2 separate regions of the Homo sapiens genome follow, and region 2 is linked to region 1. The links are chromatin loops, found by intact Hi-C in ENCODE. Cell type or tissue: dorsolateral prefrontal cortex. All regions are shown on one strand. Links, peaks and the distances in the headings refer to the core of each region. The heading gives the core; the rest is flanking DNA.

Evidence for each region. Hi-C counts contacts between places; a loop is a spot of excess contacts. Peaks named below come from ENCODE experiments on the same cell type or tissue, not always from the same donor. Only the 100,000 strongest peaks of a DNase experiment are listed, where the experiment ranks them.
Region 2: a loop joins it to region 1, with 2.5 times the contacts of the local background. A loop is called at or near these places in 4 of 110 quality-filtered maps.

The regions. Positions count from the first base shown.
Region 1 is chr7:25,543,828-25,551,666 of GRCh38, reverse strand. No RefSeq gene overlaps it. Among named protein-coding and RNA genes, the nearest start is that of LINC03007, 240 kb to the left of the region's middle. In dorsolateral prefrontal cortex, for the core only: no CTCF peak of the experiment used is centred there; no DNase peak of the experiment used is centred there; H3K27me3 peaks cover 708 bases.
Region 2 is chr7:25,413,655-25,421,493 of GRCh38, reverse strand. No RefSeq gene overlaps it. Among named protein-coding and RNA genes, the nearest start is that of NPVF, 190 kb to the right of the region's middle. In dorsolateral prefrontal cortex, for the core only: no CTCF peak of the experiment used is centred there; no DNase peak of the experiment used is centred there; H3K27me3 peaks cover 1,594 bases.

The DNA.
Region 1 (7,839 bases), core at 1,451-6,450:
TCTCATCCTCTTGTATTTGCCAGGGTTGCCTCAGTAAACGTTTCTGGAGCTCCCTGGGAAGGGCCCCTGTGGTTCTCCAAAGGTTTTCCTGATGCTGCAGTCAGCCACTAGCCTTCAGATTGCTGGTCTTCATATCATCCCATCATCTCGGGGCATTTCACTATTCCAGACACTTCCCACTGGCCTTGATCTCCCTCATCCTCTCTTCCTCCACAAGACTTTGTGATTAATTTCTGCTGCCCCCTCCTGGAATGACAACTTGCTCAAGTTACGCCCCCTCCTCCAGGGTTCAGTTCTAATTACATTTTGTCTAGGAACTCTAAGATCCCTAGAATGTAAATACCTCCCCTTCTTATTCTCCTACTGTACTGTGTACCCCCATAAGCCAAGATGCCTATGATGAATGCCAAAATGGTTATTTACACGTTTTTCTTCCTACTACCTCCAGCAACCATGTGGATACAAGGAATAGATCAAATTAGTTTTTTGAAACCTGCCCAAACACTGGCACGGTATATGGTACATAGTAAGTCTGTTAAATATAGGATAAAACTGGGTTGCCTTAAATTCTAACTAGAGTGTAAATGACTGATTGTCATACCTCTACAGAATGTACAAGAAAAACTGTCTCCATGGTAGGAATTTTTGTTCTAATCAGTCCATGGAAAGAAAAAGCTATTATTGAACTTCCCAGGAATCTCCCAGGCTGAGAAGTCTACACAATATTCAGGTAGGTAAAGTGTCAAAGAAGTTTATCGATTCATGACGAGAATCCTGTGATGTCTCCTACCAATCTTTCCAAGTGACAACACTAGCAGGTTTCACACAGTGTTAGCCTCATTTAACCAGCCATCATTTCCATTTAAAAAATACGAGGGGAAGAATTAAGAGTGAGTAGAAAAAATGCCTTTGAATTAAAATCGTTGCTTTTCTTTGAACATCCAGATGATTAAATGAGATCCAGACGAAAGCCTGCAAATTCCAAAAAATAAAGCCCAGCCGGGGGTATCTGCATTCCCTCATGTTTCTGCTGGTAACCCCGTGGTAAAGTAAAGTAATGATTGATTTGGAGAGAATTATGGCTATTATAAACTGTAATCAGTGGTGGATGAGAATAATTACACAGAGAAAGGGGGAAAAGCTGAAACATGGCTGAGCAGTGTTCTGATGGATGGGGAAGTCATTTCCTAGCTGTTAATGACTGATTTTTCAACAGTCAGCACACAAGCTTTAATCCCAGAGGGGAGAAGGAGAAAGGAACGGCCACGTTATTAAGGATGCTACTGATTTAACCTTACCCATTTTCCTCTGGACATTGCTGGTGCCTGTCTCCCATCTGTTCCTGCTATTGCAGACATACCATGCAGGTTTGAGGTTAGGACCTGGCCTTTATCTGAGAGACACTAGAAAGAGTTATGGTTGTAGAAAACTACTGTAGATCACGGTGGCGGGATACAGCATTAGGGTGTCATAGCATCGTAGGATGTTAGGACTAGAAGGGCCACAGTAATAACCTGATCCAATCTGCTCATTTTATAGATGAGTCCAGAGAGGTGAAGTGATGCGTCTATGTCACATAGGTGAGGGGCTTAGACATAAGGGGAAATTGCTCCCACAGGACCCAGGAGACTGGCCTTATAAAAGAGGCATGATCAGATCTCTGAGGGAGACAGCTTTACTAAAGCCAATTCGAAATTGGCATCAGGTTGGTCTCTTGCCCTCAGAGATATGCTCTGGAGTTCAATATTCTCTCTGCATTAGTTGTTACTGGATGAGGTTACACAAGGTCAGAAAGGGCATGGGTTTGTGGAATGATCAGTTTTGGTTTACAGACAAGTCATGAGTCCTCTAAACTGTGACACTGACACACATACACACACACACACACACACACACAGAGAGAGAGAGAGAGAGAGAGAAAGAGAACCCAATTTATCTTATCATTTGCAGCCATAAAACAGAATAACTGATAGAAGTAGATTAGAAGTCATAAAACTGTGTAAAACAGGACAGCTAAGATTTGGTTGGCATCCCCCTTCAGGGTTCTTGAAGAGCCTTTTGGATACTTTTGCAAAGTGCTGGGTTCCCCTCTGGCCTCCCGTGCAGAGGCCCCACAGAAAGAGGCTGCACAGTGGTGCTGGGCCGTGACAGATTCCAGCCGTGTCTCCCCTCCCCCACCTGAGGATAAAACCCGTCAGAAGGAAAGGCAGGATCATCTCCTAAGAAAATACCGTTGCCTTTGAGGCTAAATCATGTCAAAATATAAGATCAGGAATGTCCAGATGCTGTTTATCCAATCGTAATTAAATTTGGACTTCTTTAGGAGAATAAAACATGTCTCAGTTCCAGGAAAAGTTGTTTTGATCCCAAGGCTGTTTGGGCTCTTTTTATGAAAACAAACATTTTAACCGAGATGATACCAATGTTCCTAGATTTTCACCATGAAGGCGGGTTTTCTGGAGCAAAATCTCTTGAGCCACCTTATGTTCTTCATAATATTTGATCCAACAGTATTAAAAATCTCAGCTTTTTTTCCACTTTCATCTTTAGTTTTCGGAAATTATTTTCAACAGGATCAATTCCTTTTCAGGTACATTTTACAATGATGCATTGAGAAGTTATTTTTCTGTCTGGTGTTTTTTTCCCCTTCTTCAGATAAGTACACCTTACTTTTCCTTTGAGGAACCATGCTTTCCCTATGCCGTGGGATCCTCCTGTAACTACAAGTCCCAGAGAAGCCATCCTACCCCAAGTACCTTACGTGGCCTGAGATGCATAAGAGGGTATGCAATCCTAGCAGGCCAGTCCAAGTCCTCTATCCCCAAGCCAGGGTGATTAGCTTTGAAAGAGCCACCACTTATGTGGGGCCAATCACTGTCTTTCTCAAGATTTGCTGTATGGATACTGAAAGAGACTGTGTGTACTCTTCAATTTGGAACAATAGCTGGAAGGATATGAATTTTTAGCTGCCTGCACTATCTTTTCAGTGTAAGGAATAAACAGAGAGAGAGAGAAGGTGTGAGAGACAGAGAGAGAGAGAGAGAGAGAGAGAGATTTTGATGTTACTTCTGATGCCAGGAAAACTTGACTCTTGTTTATTTTATGTTATGGGAAACAATGGATTCCCTCCTTTGCTGTAAGTTAGAATTAGATACAACTCAAGGAGTCTTGGCTAAGAAGAAGACTTTTCATAGGGTTTGCTCAGATTTCTTTTAAATTTTGACTAGTGAATGTAATACTTATTTTTTACATGGAAACATTTATATTGAATTATTATGTCAGTAACAAAGGGCTAAAGTACTTTGTAGAGCGGAAGGTAAATATAACTTTTGACTATAACTTTCAGGCCCAGTACGCATCTCATTCTAACCAGTCTTTGGATCCTATGTTTTGAAAGAATAAATGAATGATTGGACAGACAGACGTGCTAAAGTCCCCCAGATCTCACCAAGCACCAACTGTAATCCTCTATTCTGTCAATTGGTTATTCGAAGGAATGATTCTTTTTTCTTAACCATGCATGCACATACACCGACCTACATCATCCTACAAGGATTAACCAGAAAAAAGCAAAGTTCTCTAGAGGAAATACTTACAGGAATTGTCCAACATGCAGTTTAAAAAAGAGTGCCATTCCCCCACAGGTAGTGCTAATGGGGGGATCAAATTATGAGAACTCCAAATGGATGTAGAAATTCCAGAGCAGATATTCAGCCATCTGACTCAGCTACTGCTTCCATCTAACTTTTCTTCATCTGGGGCCCAACCTTCTATACCTTTGAGGATTAAATTATACGTAACAAAGTACTTTATTTCTTATAGGCTCTGCCCTGCCCTGCGCAGAGCAGGAAGAGTGCAGGGAGGATTCGTGAGATGCCAGTTCTGATAACTTTCAGATGTGGAGGGTGAGTGCCTGAGACCTTGGAGGCAGTCCAAAAGCTCTTCCTCCTAGGAGGGTCCTCGGAGGGGCACCTGTTAGAAGGGACAGCAGGACAGGCTGGTGGGGCAGTCATGTCAGCAGGGCACACAGGAAATCACGTGGCCCCAGAATTCAGTGCCCGGCACTTGGCCCACACTGCCCCAAGACAAAGCATCCTACCCTACACTGTTCTATTGTGTGAAGTGCAGTTTCTTAGCTGGGAGGAGGAGGAGGAGAGAGGAGCCGCCCCTGGGCACAAATATCAATTAAGATCACTGTCACCAAGGTGGCACACAGCTTCTGCTCCAGGCAGGACCTGTCCCATTTTATTCTGTCAAGATGGCCATCTTCACAAAGAGCAAACAGATTATTTTGTAACAGTTACTTAAACTCAGAAAATGAAGACAAACCATGTCACAGAAAATGGGTATCTCTTTGTCTTATTTGTTGTTGACCTGCTGGGTGTGATATATTTCTGTGCATTTACCAGTAGGTCAATTCTCTGTATTGATGGGTCTTTGAAGTTAATATATACAGTTATAGACACACATGAGCATATATATTTTCATTCATTCATAAATCTATATGTGTGGTATACATATGTATGTTTATGCATGCATACAAACATACCTGTCTTATCCATAATTGTGACTCTGGAAAGAGGTGTTGAGCACATTTTTTTTTCTTTTTTTGAGATGGAGTCTTGCTCTGTTGCCCAGGCTGGAGTACAGTGGCGCCATCTCGGCTCACTGCAAGCTCCACCTCCCAGGTTCACACCATTCTCCTCCCTCAGCCTCCCGAGTAGCTGGGACTACAGGCACCCGCCACCACGCCCGGCTAATGTTTTGTATTTTTAGTAGAGATGGGGTTTTACTGTGTTAGCAGGATGGTCTTGATCTCTTGACCTTGTGATCCACCCGTCTCGGCCTCCCAAAGTGCTGGGATTACAGCCGTGAGCCACTGTGCCCGGCCTTGAGCACATTTTTGAACAAATAGCTTACTGACTTTTTCTGTTGATAAAGTAAGAATACTCATGGTAGAAAAATCAGAAGCAGAAATTTGTGAAAAGAAACATAACTACCACCTCTAATTTCACTAAACAGAGAAAACTCTGCTTTATTCATTCGTTTCCCTTTCATGAATATTTTGTGGGTACGCCTTTTCCATGACACAGATCATGGTATGTACAGTGCAGCACACTGCCATTTTCCACTCGCCCCTATTTCCCCTATGATTGTGAAACAAATGTTGAGCCTACCTTATGCATTTCTTTACAGAGGTCTCAGTTTAAGTATGAGTGTGTGACGGCTGTGTGGCTCTGACTCCAGAACTGGGGAGTCCCAGTTCTGCGTCCCCATAGCTCCCTCTTTTACATTGATGGGTCTGCCTGAAGTAGCAGAAGGTGAGACCAAGCATTGCCCGCTGGCATTACCTTATCCCCCAACCCCCCAAACCCTTTTCCCCTACACTTCTCTCCCAACCCCTCCTCCTTGCCCTGGCATAGTGATGGAACCATCACCTGCCGAAACCCAGAAGGAGGCCTCTTGTTTAGCACTGGCAAGGAGCAGATGACCTTCCCTAGGATGAAGAAGGGCAGCCCTGGCTCCGAAATGTGACTGGCACTTTGCCCTGCAGAGAATGCACCTGTGAGGCTGGTTTAGGGGTGATGTCTGCAGACTTAGACTTGGATCTTGAGTATGCACTTCCCTCCAGCCTCTGGAAACCATCTGCATCCTCAGTAGCTGAACACTGTGAAAAGGGTGCATGAGGCTATTTGGGTAAGTGGTGGCTCTGTGTGTGGTGTGTGTTATTCAGAGAGGGCAGGAGAATGAGCTGCCAAGGGAAAGAGTCTTGGTCATGGCTAGGTGAGTGATGGACCTTAGCAAGGGGCACAGCCCTCAGCTGCCCAAGGCTGGGCTGTCCCCACCCCATCCCCACTCCAGCCTTGATCACATCTGCTTCTAGTTAGTTGGGCCCAGAGGCACAGAATGCAGCAAAGAAAGGAAAAAACACAGGATAGAGAGCCAACGTTGTAGAAAAGGCTGTTATGGAAAGATTTAGGCACAAAGACATTTTTACATTTTTTTTAAAGCACCAATAAATTCCTTCTTGTAAAAATGACAGGAAACCAATTTGGAATAAAGAAGAGAAACTTACAGAGAGAATCATCAAAGATCCTTGAAGCCAAAGGAATACAAAAGGAAAGAGACTGCAACTGGAGGCGATGAGGGAGGTCAGAGGCTTGGTTGGCCTTTGCTGCCTGGCCAGAGCTCAGGGGCTTGCGCAAAAGCTCTCCCTGTGCCTGGCTCCATTTGTCCTGCTGGGGCTGTGCAGGGTGAAGGAAAGAGAAGGCTGAGGTGTGCTGGGAGCCCAGCACCGACATAGCTCTGGAAGATCTGTCCAGTGAGGCGTCAACTATGCTGCACCCTTCCCCCTCCAGGTCAAAGCAGGTGCCTGCAGCCAATACAAGGACCTTCCAGGAGCAGTAAGGCCTGGGTAGGGCCTCCCTGCTTTGTTTTGTGTTTTGTAATGTGCCTCCGTGTTTGGGGGTGTCTAGGATTATGCACTAATTAACCAGGACCTCTGCCTGTCTGTTAGTTCACAACGAACATGATACTCCCCTTCCTGAAACTATGAGATGTCAATGTTTTAAAAAAATATATACTTTCCGCTTCTCAAATCTTAGCTAAATCTTAAATTTGACAAAACCATTTTAAGGTAAATGTAATCTTTTTTATTATAGAAGTAATATATTTTTATTTTATGCATTTAGGAAAATTGAATAAAGCACACAATATTTACTCACACTATACTATTACAATAGAAATATGTATTTGGAGATTGTGTGTTCCTCCTGTTTTTCTTCTTTCCTTCTTTTTCTTCCTTCCCAGCTGACCTGGGATTATAATTACTACATCCTCAGAGCTTTCCTTGAATTGGGGCATTTTGAAAAGTCCCAGAGGATCTAAAAAGCACAGGACATTGTGGTTAAAAAGTGCTGGGCAAATCCTGCCTCCCCCTTCTCAGAGACATTGAGAGAAGTCCTGCAGTAAATATCACTGTTGGACCCGGTTTATAACATCTCATGCTTCTATTTGATCAGGGAACACTTTATTTCACACAACACACATTGCCATTCTGTGGATTGATTCTGAATACACAGCTTCAAAACTGCTGTTCAGTCATGAGAAATCTGAACAGCCCCTGCCTTTTCTTGTGACACCGGCTTGTATGCTATCAACAGCAGCTGGTTGGTGTCCCCAAGCCCTTAAATGATGATGCTAATTTAGCGGCTGGCCTTTGAAATACCATTGATTGAGATTCCGGTTTGATATATTGGATACTTTGATTATTGAACCTCCCCTAACTGTTCTGTTAAAAACACTTCAGTGTCTTGTTTCATAGTGATTATCATCATCATGATCATTAGTGACATTTATTGACCGTTTACTGCTTTCGGGCACTGTGCTGAGCCCTTTACATGCATTATCCTATTTAACCTCATACCAGCTTCAGCAGGGAGACAGTATTATTCTTCTCACTTAAATGAGGAGGAAACTGAGGCTCAAATTGGTTAAGTAACATGCTGAGGGCCAGTTGGCTTTCAAGTGGGTCAGCTGGGATGCAAATCCATGAGGTCTGTCTACCCTCAACCAATATAAATTATTCACTTCAAATATCTCTGCTGTAAGGTTTGCAAACATTCACAGAGATTTACTGGGCACATCTGAAGACCTTGTGTACTTTTCCCTCAACATATTTATAGCCCTAACCTATCTAATTACCTAGCTGGGTTTTCTCTTTCCTCTGTCTCTTTCCTCTTGCAAGGATTTATTAAATTTCTACTAGACGTTAAACCCTGAGTTAAGTGTGATGATGAAAATGCAGCATTAAGACAGGGGCCCTTCCCTTAGGGAGCT
Region 2 (7,839 bases), core at 1,154-6,153, 130 kb after region 1:
CCAGGACTTGTGAGACCTAGCTTTGATCCTTGCTCTGCTGTATGTCAGCTATGTGACCTTGGACAAGTCACCGACTGCTGGCAGTCTCAGCTTCCTCCTCTGTAAAATGGGTGGGTGGAGGAGGTGTTCTCTGGGAATGCAAACACAGCATTGAGGGCTGTGGGTAAGCAATATTCATGCCCCTCTATTAATCTCAGAGTAAAACAAAAACCTTTTAACTGTCATAAATGTGAACCAACTGTGAAAATTATATGACTTTAGCTCCATAAACTGTATAACATTAGTCACAGTTCCATTTGTTCTGTGACAGTGTAAAAATTATAGATTTCCGAGGTTAGAGGAAAAAAAACCTACTCCTACCATGTAGAAGTAACCTTAGCCTCTCCACCACACATTACATTTCATCACACTACATCCATGACTAAGGGTCCCAGAACAGTGGGGCTGGAGGGGTCTGTTGATCTCCCTTGGAATCCTTGGCAAGTTATTGCTGTCTTTTCACTATAACAGCACAGATTCCTCAGGAAACACAATCCCATGTGTCTCTCCTGGGCTGAGCCCACTCTTTTGCTAGGCAAAACAATTTCATTCTGGGTGAGAAAGAGGTGTGAAGACAGATTAATGGTTCCCGTGTCTTACTGCATATGCTTGTGGTCAAGTGGAAGTTCCAGGCACCATGGTCTCCCTGAAGTCATGCCATGAATCGTCTCTTCTGTTACCTACAAATACGTGATTCCTCAGTGCAGAGCAGGCTGGGCAACAATTCATGTTTTTAAATGTTTGTCAGGACTGTCTGTATTTTTTGTACTGGAAGATGGTTTTAAAATTTATTTATTTTTCTTCTTTTGTGTGAGCCCTGCAGCACGCTTTGCATTACTTGGTAAGAATCACTGAGGTTTAGAAAAGATTTTAGCATCTGTGTAGCACTAACAAGACATTCTAGCATTTAAAAAAGCAAGGCACTGATGCCAATGAGAGAGGAAGCCTTTGGACCTGAATTCAAATCCAGGTTCTCTACTAAGCAAATTTACTAGATATATTTATGTCAGGACAGCCACAATATGGACGTGAGTAAACTTTTAGACAAAAAAAAAAATTGTCTACTCACTCTCTTGGAGTGAATTTCATAGATTTCTTAAGCAGTGGATGAGTCATTTATCTATCCATTTAATCAGTAAGCACTTACTGATCGCTCTTATATGGTACCATGCTAGGAACAAGGGGCATAGAGTTAAATAAGACATTCTCCCTTGCCTCTAGGAGCTCAGAGTCTCCCAGAGGAAACATATATTAACAAATAAGTACAATACAATGTCATAAGAACTATAACAGTGATATGCACAAAGGCTTGTGGGAGCAGTAATTCTGGCTGGAAAAATCAGGAAAGGCTTCATAGAAGAAGTGACACTCAAAGCCTTTTTTTTTTTTTTTGAGAGGGAGTCTCGCTCTGTTGCCCAGGCTGAAGTGCATTGGCACGATCTCGGCTCACTGCAAATTCCTCCTCCCGAGTTCACGCCATTCTCCTGCCTCAGCCTCCCGAGTAGCTGGGACTACAGGCGCCCGCCACCATGCCTGGCTTATTTTTTGTATTTTTTAGTAGAGACGGGATTTCACTGTGTTAGCCAGGATGGTCTCCATCTCCTGACCTTGTGATGTACTTGCCTTGGCCTCCCAAAGTGCTGGGATTACAGTCATTGAGCCACCGTGCCCAGCCAAAGAATTCTTAAAGAATGTATAGGAGTTGTCCAGATAGAGAAAAGGGAGAGTGTCTTCCCGGAAAACAGGAACAAGAACCAAGGTAAATGGCCTGAAAGTGCATGAAAATTGGCAGGCGGGGGTGGGACTGTAAGACTGTTTATGGTGGGGAAAGTATAAAGAGGGGCCCTGTTTGCCAAGTCGCAGACTGTGAACTTGACTCTATAAACCATCAACAGCCATAAATGTGTTGGATAGGAGACTTTTTTTCTTTCAAAGCTTAGGAAAGGAAAGATCAAATCTGAGTTTTAGCAAGAGCACTCTGGCAGCATGCAGATAAGTTGTACAAGGAAAAGTCTGGAGACAAGAATGAGGTAGGAGTCTTTTTCAGTAGCCCGAGGTGAGAGCTAATGAGGATGGGGATTAGGACCACAGTCATGGAGAAAGCCTCTTGCATGGCCCTGAGTATAAATGTCTCCTTAATTTTGCTCCCAAGCCTCCTCACTTACTTCACCCTAGTCTCTACCCTGTTGAAAAACCTTCATCTAAGCCACAAGGAAGCCTCAGTGAGAGAAATTCAGCAAGAAGGAAGGGTCACATGTGAGCTATCATCTTACAGATGGAAGTTAAAATCATGACCATTCAGGGTGATGGTATAAAGAAGAGAAAGTAATTTAAAAGCTCTGGCGAACCCAACTGCTTAAAGATGAGCAAAGTGGGTACAAGCAGAAGTCTCTTGAGTACCTCTGGAATGTTAGCAAGGGCATCTCCTTGATTCTGGGAAGGGAAGGGGACCCCCTATATTGGTGGGCTTATTGGTACATTCAAGGCTTGATCCAAAAGTTCAAGACAGGGATGTTGTGGCAGAAACAACCACACATCTCTCAATATCCATTCTCCTTCTTCCATAGCCATTTAATTTTATCCTGAGTGTATGGTTTCCCAGAATAAAAACTACATTTTCCATAGTCCTTTGCAGTTAGGGTGGCCGTATGACTAATTTGTGCCCAATGGGATGTAAATGGAGGTGATATGGACAACTTCCATGCTGTTCCCTTAAAGAAAAGGGTCAAGCCCACCATTTTCCCTTCTCCTTCCTTCTTCATGCCTGCTGAAACAATGAAAATAGCAAGCCACTTGGGACCATGTGTATGAGAGTAATTCCCTGAAGATGATGGAGCAAAAGGACAGAGGAGCCAGGATCCCAGCATACATCATTGAGCTTGCAGCCAGCTTGCACTTCAACCTCGTTAAACCTCCACTATGCAGCTGAACTTGTATCCTCAGCCAACACATTGCCATGATGATGTAGAATTCTGTAACATTACCTATCCTAAAGCTTTGTAAACCTCAGAGTGTTTATGGATGCCATCTCTGCAGAACCAAGCCATATATCTGGTGTTGGGGTTTGAGGACCCCTCTCATCCTGCAAATTCTGAGCCAAGTACAAAATAAAACAAAAAGCTAACATACAAAAAGACTAAAATACTACTGTAACTATTGCTAAAGCAGATGTTGGAGAGAGCCTGTACTGGTGGTAAGTGGGCTTTCTAACACTGAGTTAAACACTATTACTCAAAATTAAATTTAATTATCCAGCTTTCATGGGGACAATTTGTCTGCTGCAAACTTCACCCATGGAACTATCCAGGGGTGTTTCACTAGCAAAGCTCCCTCCACGTGGAAGAAACATTAGGTCTCGGGAAGGAACATTCACTTCTAACATCTCAGGTCCCACTCAGATGTGGGGACCATGTAGCTTGGAACTAAAACCTGAGGTAAGGTGAACAAAGGATCTTCAACATCAGGAAGATGTGAGCTTACAATTGGCCAGTAACGCTATATCAACCAAGGTTTTTAGGACACAGGTTATGCAGATTTCAAAGTCAATATCAAACCAATTTCATGGCATTTCTATGTCAATTCCCCTGCAGCCTCTCCATGAGTTGAGCTCTCCATTTTTGATGTGGTCATTATCTCTCCAGGAAAAGGGAGGAGGAAAGGGATCCAAGTTCTTGCTAGGGTTTCTATCCTCACATTGGAGAAAGGGCAGGCCTTTCCACAATACCACGATTTTTGCCTGACTTGTCATTCTTCAACAAAGGACCAGAGTTGTTACTAAGGCTACTTCACATCTAAATTACAAATTCTTGCAGTGAAGATGAAAGGACATGTAATGATTTCCATCCATAGCTAAACCAGTCATAATAATAAATGAGTGCTTCTCAATGAGGAGGTGTATACTGCTCCTAGAGGACATTCAGAAATGTTTATGTTTAGAGGAGATTTGGGATTGGCACAAATTACTTGGGGTAGTACTGACATTTACCGGGCAGAGATGCTAATTGTCTTGCATCGTGTGAGATACTCCCATACAATATAGAATTGTCCCACCCAATATATGAATTTTGCTAGTACAGGTGGACTTAACCTAGAAGAAACTCTTTGTGTGCAGCTCATGCCATAATGTAGAGAAGGATCAAGCTGAGCCCAGATCTTATTTCTCATGTCTGCTTCCTCTGCATTTTGCCTTTCTGTGTCTTCTAGGAGTGGGGACTCTTGGGAGGCCAGGACTATAATTACTCGTAAGCACTATATCACAACATTCCTAAATCATGTCTAAATGTATTTATTTGTTCATTTATTTCTTCAACAAGTATTTCTTGGAGGGCAGCTGCTATGAACCACATACTGTCCCAGGCTTTAGAGATATAGTAGTGATGGGAAGACACCAAAACTCTGGCCTATTCAACTTACAGTTTTGAAAGAAAGGAAGTATAAAGAACAATAGCAAAATTCTTCTTTATATCTAAATAGAGAAGCCAGAAATCACAAAAATTTATAAGTGAAAGAGAAAGATCTTCACTTTCATTTTACAAATAGAGAAACTGAGGCCCAGGGAGGCCCAGAGCTTGTTTGGGGTCACATGGTAGTACAATGGCAGGATTGGTGTTTATAAATACCAGCTAACTGTGGTTGCTGTAGTATTCTATTGCTCTGTATTCCATCTCCATCCAAGAATAAAGAACATTCTACCTTTGATTCATGGAGCTTGGGCTTGCTTCATGGTTATCCCCAAAATTATCCTTCTCAGCTGGAAAAATCAGTGGGCAAATAGGATGGTGAATAATTATATAACAGCAGTCTTTTTTTTTTTTAAAAAAAAGTGATTATTCCAACTTAACAAATATTTACTGAGCATCTACTCTGTGCCAGGTACTATGCTTTGTGCTATAGGGGATTCCAAAATGAATGGATTGTTCTTCTTCCTCTCAGGAAAGTTACTGTGCAGTGAAAGAGATAGATGGCCTATAACTACAGGACAGGATGGAATGTGATAAATGCCATAATAAAATTATAAAGACTTGTGGGAGCTGAGGGGAAGAGATGAATGCCAGCTCCTCCAGAAGGTGTTTCCTAATTTCTCCAAATGGAATTTGAAATGGAACTTGAAAGATGGATGGAATGTTAATAAAGGGGGAAAGACCTGCTTCAGCTTCTCATCCAAGTTGACAAATCTCCTGGAGGTCAAGAAAAAAAATCTGAGGTCTAAAGATGACTAAAGCAAAGCAAGATAAGTTTTTTGATCATGAGGCAAGTCTAGCCCATTGAGAGGCATCTCCATAGTAGGATGAATTTCAGAGTCCTGGTAATAGTAATATAATAACCACTATGACTACATTAATTAAGCACATACTGTACATTAGGAGCCAGATTCTATATTCATGCATTATCTCATTTAAATCTCAAAACAACCCTTTGAAGCAGGTGCTACTATTACCTTCACGTTACTGGAAAAAAATTGTGTTGTAGAGCAGACATATAACATATCTGAGATCACATAGCTAAAAAGTATCAGGGCTAGGATTGAACCCCATGGTTGCTGTATTTAAAGTAACATGGTGATGTCCCAGTATATGGTGATATAATAAGTTCTTTTTCTCAAAGTTGCAAAATTCATTATAGTCACCATTTCAAAAGCAAATGAAAAGTAGCATCTCTCCAAAAGGTGTGTTCAGCCAGCTTGGCTCAACGAGGCCGTGCATCTGCTGCATAACTGGGATCTTGGGCTGCCACTGCCATCCCCAACGAGGCATTTGCAGCTGGGCCTGCTTATTCAGTAATCGACTAGCTATAGCAGATAATTATAACCAATCCCCATGACTCTCAAAACCACTCCTGACAACCTGGATCAGGGAATCAAAAGATATTTCATGAAAGGCTTTGCTGAGTTCCAGCTTCTTCTTCAAGACCCCAGTCAACTCTTAACCCTCATGGAACCTCCCCCTGACCACAGCTCTTTTCATGGCTCCACACTTGCAGCCCCTCCTTCTGATGTCATTTATATAGCCAGTATTCACATTCTATCTCCTGCAGGAAGAATCCCATCTCCCCATTGCCATGTGCACTTAATTCTATTTCATCCCACAAGAGAGCGAATGGTATGAAAACCAGTCTTTCTAGTCCCTCCCTAAACCTTCACAGTTTCCCTCTCGCAAAGGTGGGAGAAAGACTTATCTGACTGGTGGAAATGAAGAGGGTAAACTGTTAGCTACCCTGCATGGATCTAGGGACGATGCAGGGTTGCCATTCTTTGAACCTACCTATTCCTGGCATTTGGGCATGGCAGACTCACCTTGTACTTCCTCATAGTTGCAGCACATGGACCATGCAGCACAGAGATGGAGCAGAGTCAGGCCCTGGAAGGCCAGGTCTATTGTCTATCTGCTCTGCTTTTCCTGCTTGTCTGCCTAGGGAAGTCAGGGGTGTCTGGTCTATGGGCCAGGTTCAGGGAGGAGCAGGCCCTGCCACCTTCTCTAATCTGCTTCATCATTAGGAAGCTGACAGTGGGTTTGGATCCCTATTTGGCTTTCTGCATATAATCTCAACTAATTAGTAACTTGGGGTGTTTTGCCTACTGTGCATTCTTATCATTTACGTAAATGAATAGGTTTTCCCCCACCTGATGGAAGCTCTTTGAACACAGAAGCAGTGTTGAATAGTGGGGACAGCACTGGAGATGGCATCAGAAGGCCCAGCTCTAGGTAACACTCTGTTTGAGAAAGTCACTTACCCTTTCTAAGCCTCAGTTTCCTCACCTGTAAGATGGAAGAGATAGTACTCATACGCTTCTGTTCATCTCATGGGAGAATGGGGAGGGTTAGAACAAACAACGGCTGCAAGAGTAAACTGAAGGGCCCCAAATGTGTAATGGCCTCCCGTTATTATTATCATCATCGTCTTTATCACTATAACCAAACATTCTTACTAATAGCAAGGGGAGCTATCATTTATTAAACACCAATCATGTATCAGATGTTTTAAATACGTTCACAAGCCTCTTGAGGTTTGTAAAGCCCAGTCCAATGGTTCCCAAATTTTGCTGCCCATTGGAATCACCTTTGGTTGTTTAACAAATACTGATCCTGTCTCTGCCGTTGCCCAAAAGTCTGACTTAATTGATATGGGGAGTGACCTGGCCTTGGGACTTTCAAAAGACCCCCCAAGTGATTAGAATGTGCAGCGAAGTTTGAACACTGTGGGCACAGCCTCGTTGATAAGTCAGAAAGGATAGACATGTGGTTGGGTGAAATCAAATCCGAGCGCTTATTCCTCTCCTCCTCACTAGTTGGGGAAGGGTGTCTGCTTGGTGGCAGTAGGCGGGGTCATCTGAACAGCTATGGGATCCAACTTTGGGAGATGACTTGGAATAAGAACAAACTTGGGCCGAAGGAAAGTAGATGTGCATTTAACGAGCCCTCTAGCCCTCTAGCTGACATTAGGGCCACTGTTTTGTTCTCCTTGAGGTGCAGCCTTCGTGGATACAATAAGGGAGCCCCAGGAATCAATTTAATACCAGCAAGCCCTAGTCTCCCTGATGGAAAGGGCCAGAGCATAGCCTGGGGCTAAATCCACATTTCTCTGACTTCCCAGCCCATTTTTTTCCCAGTTCAACTTCATTCTTTAGAAGTCCTCTAGTAAAAAACAGTTTAGGGATTTTCTTTCCATTTAAGAGTAAAACAAATATGGATCCCATTTTTTTAAGGTTTTTTACACAAGCTACATGTTTCTAAATAATAGCAGCTTCTTGTAAAATCTCTTGTTAGTTCTGCAGGTTTAAACCCACTTTCTTTTAACTTAGTT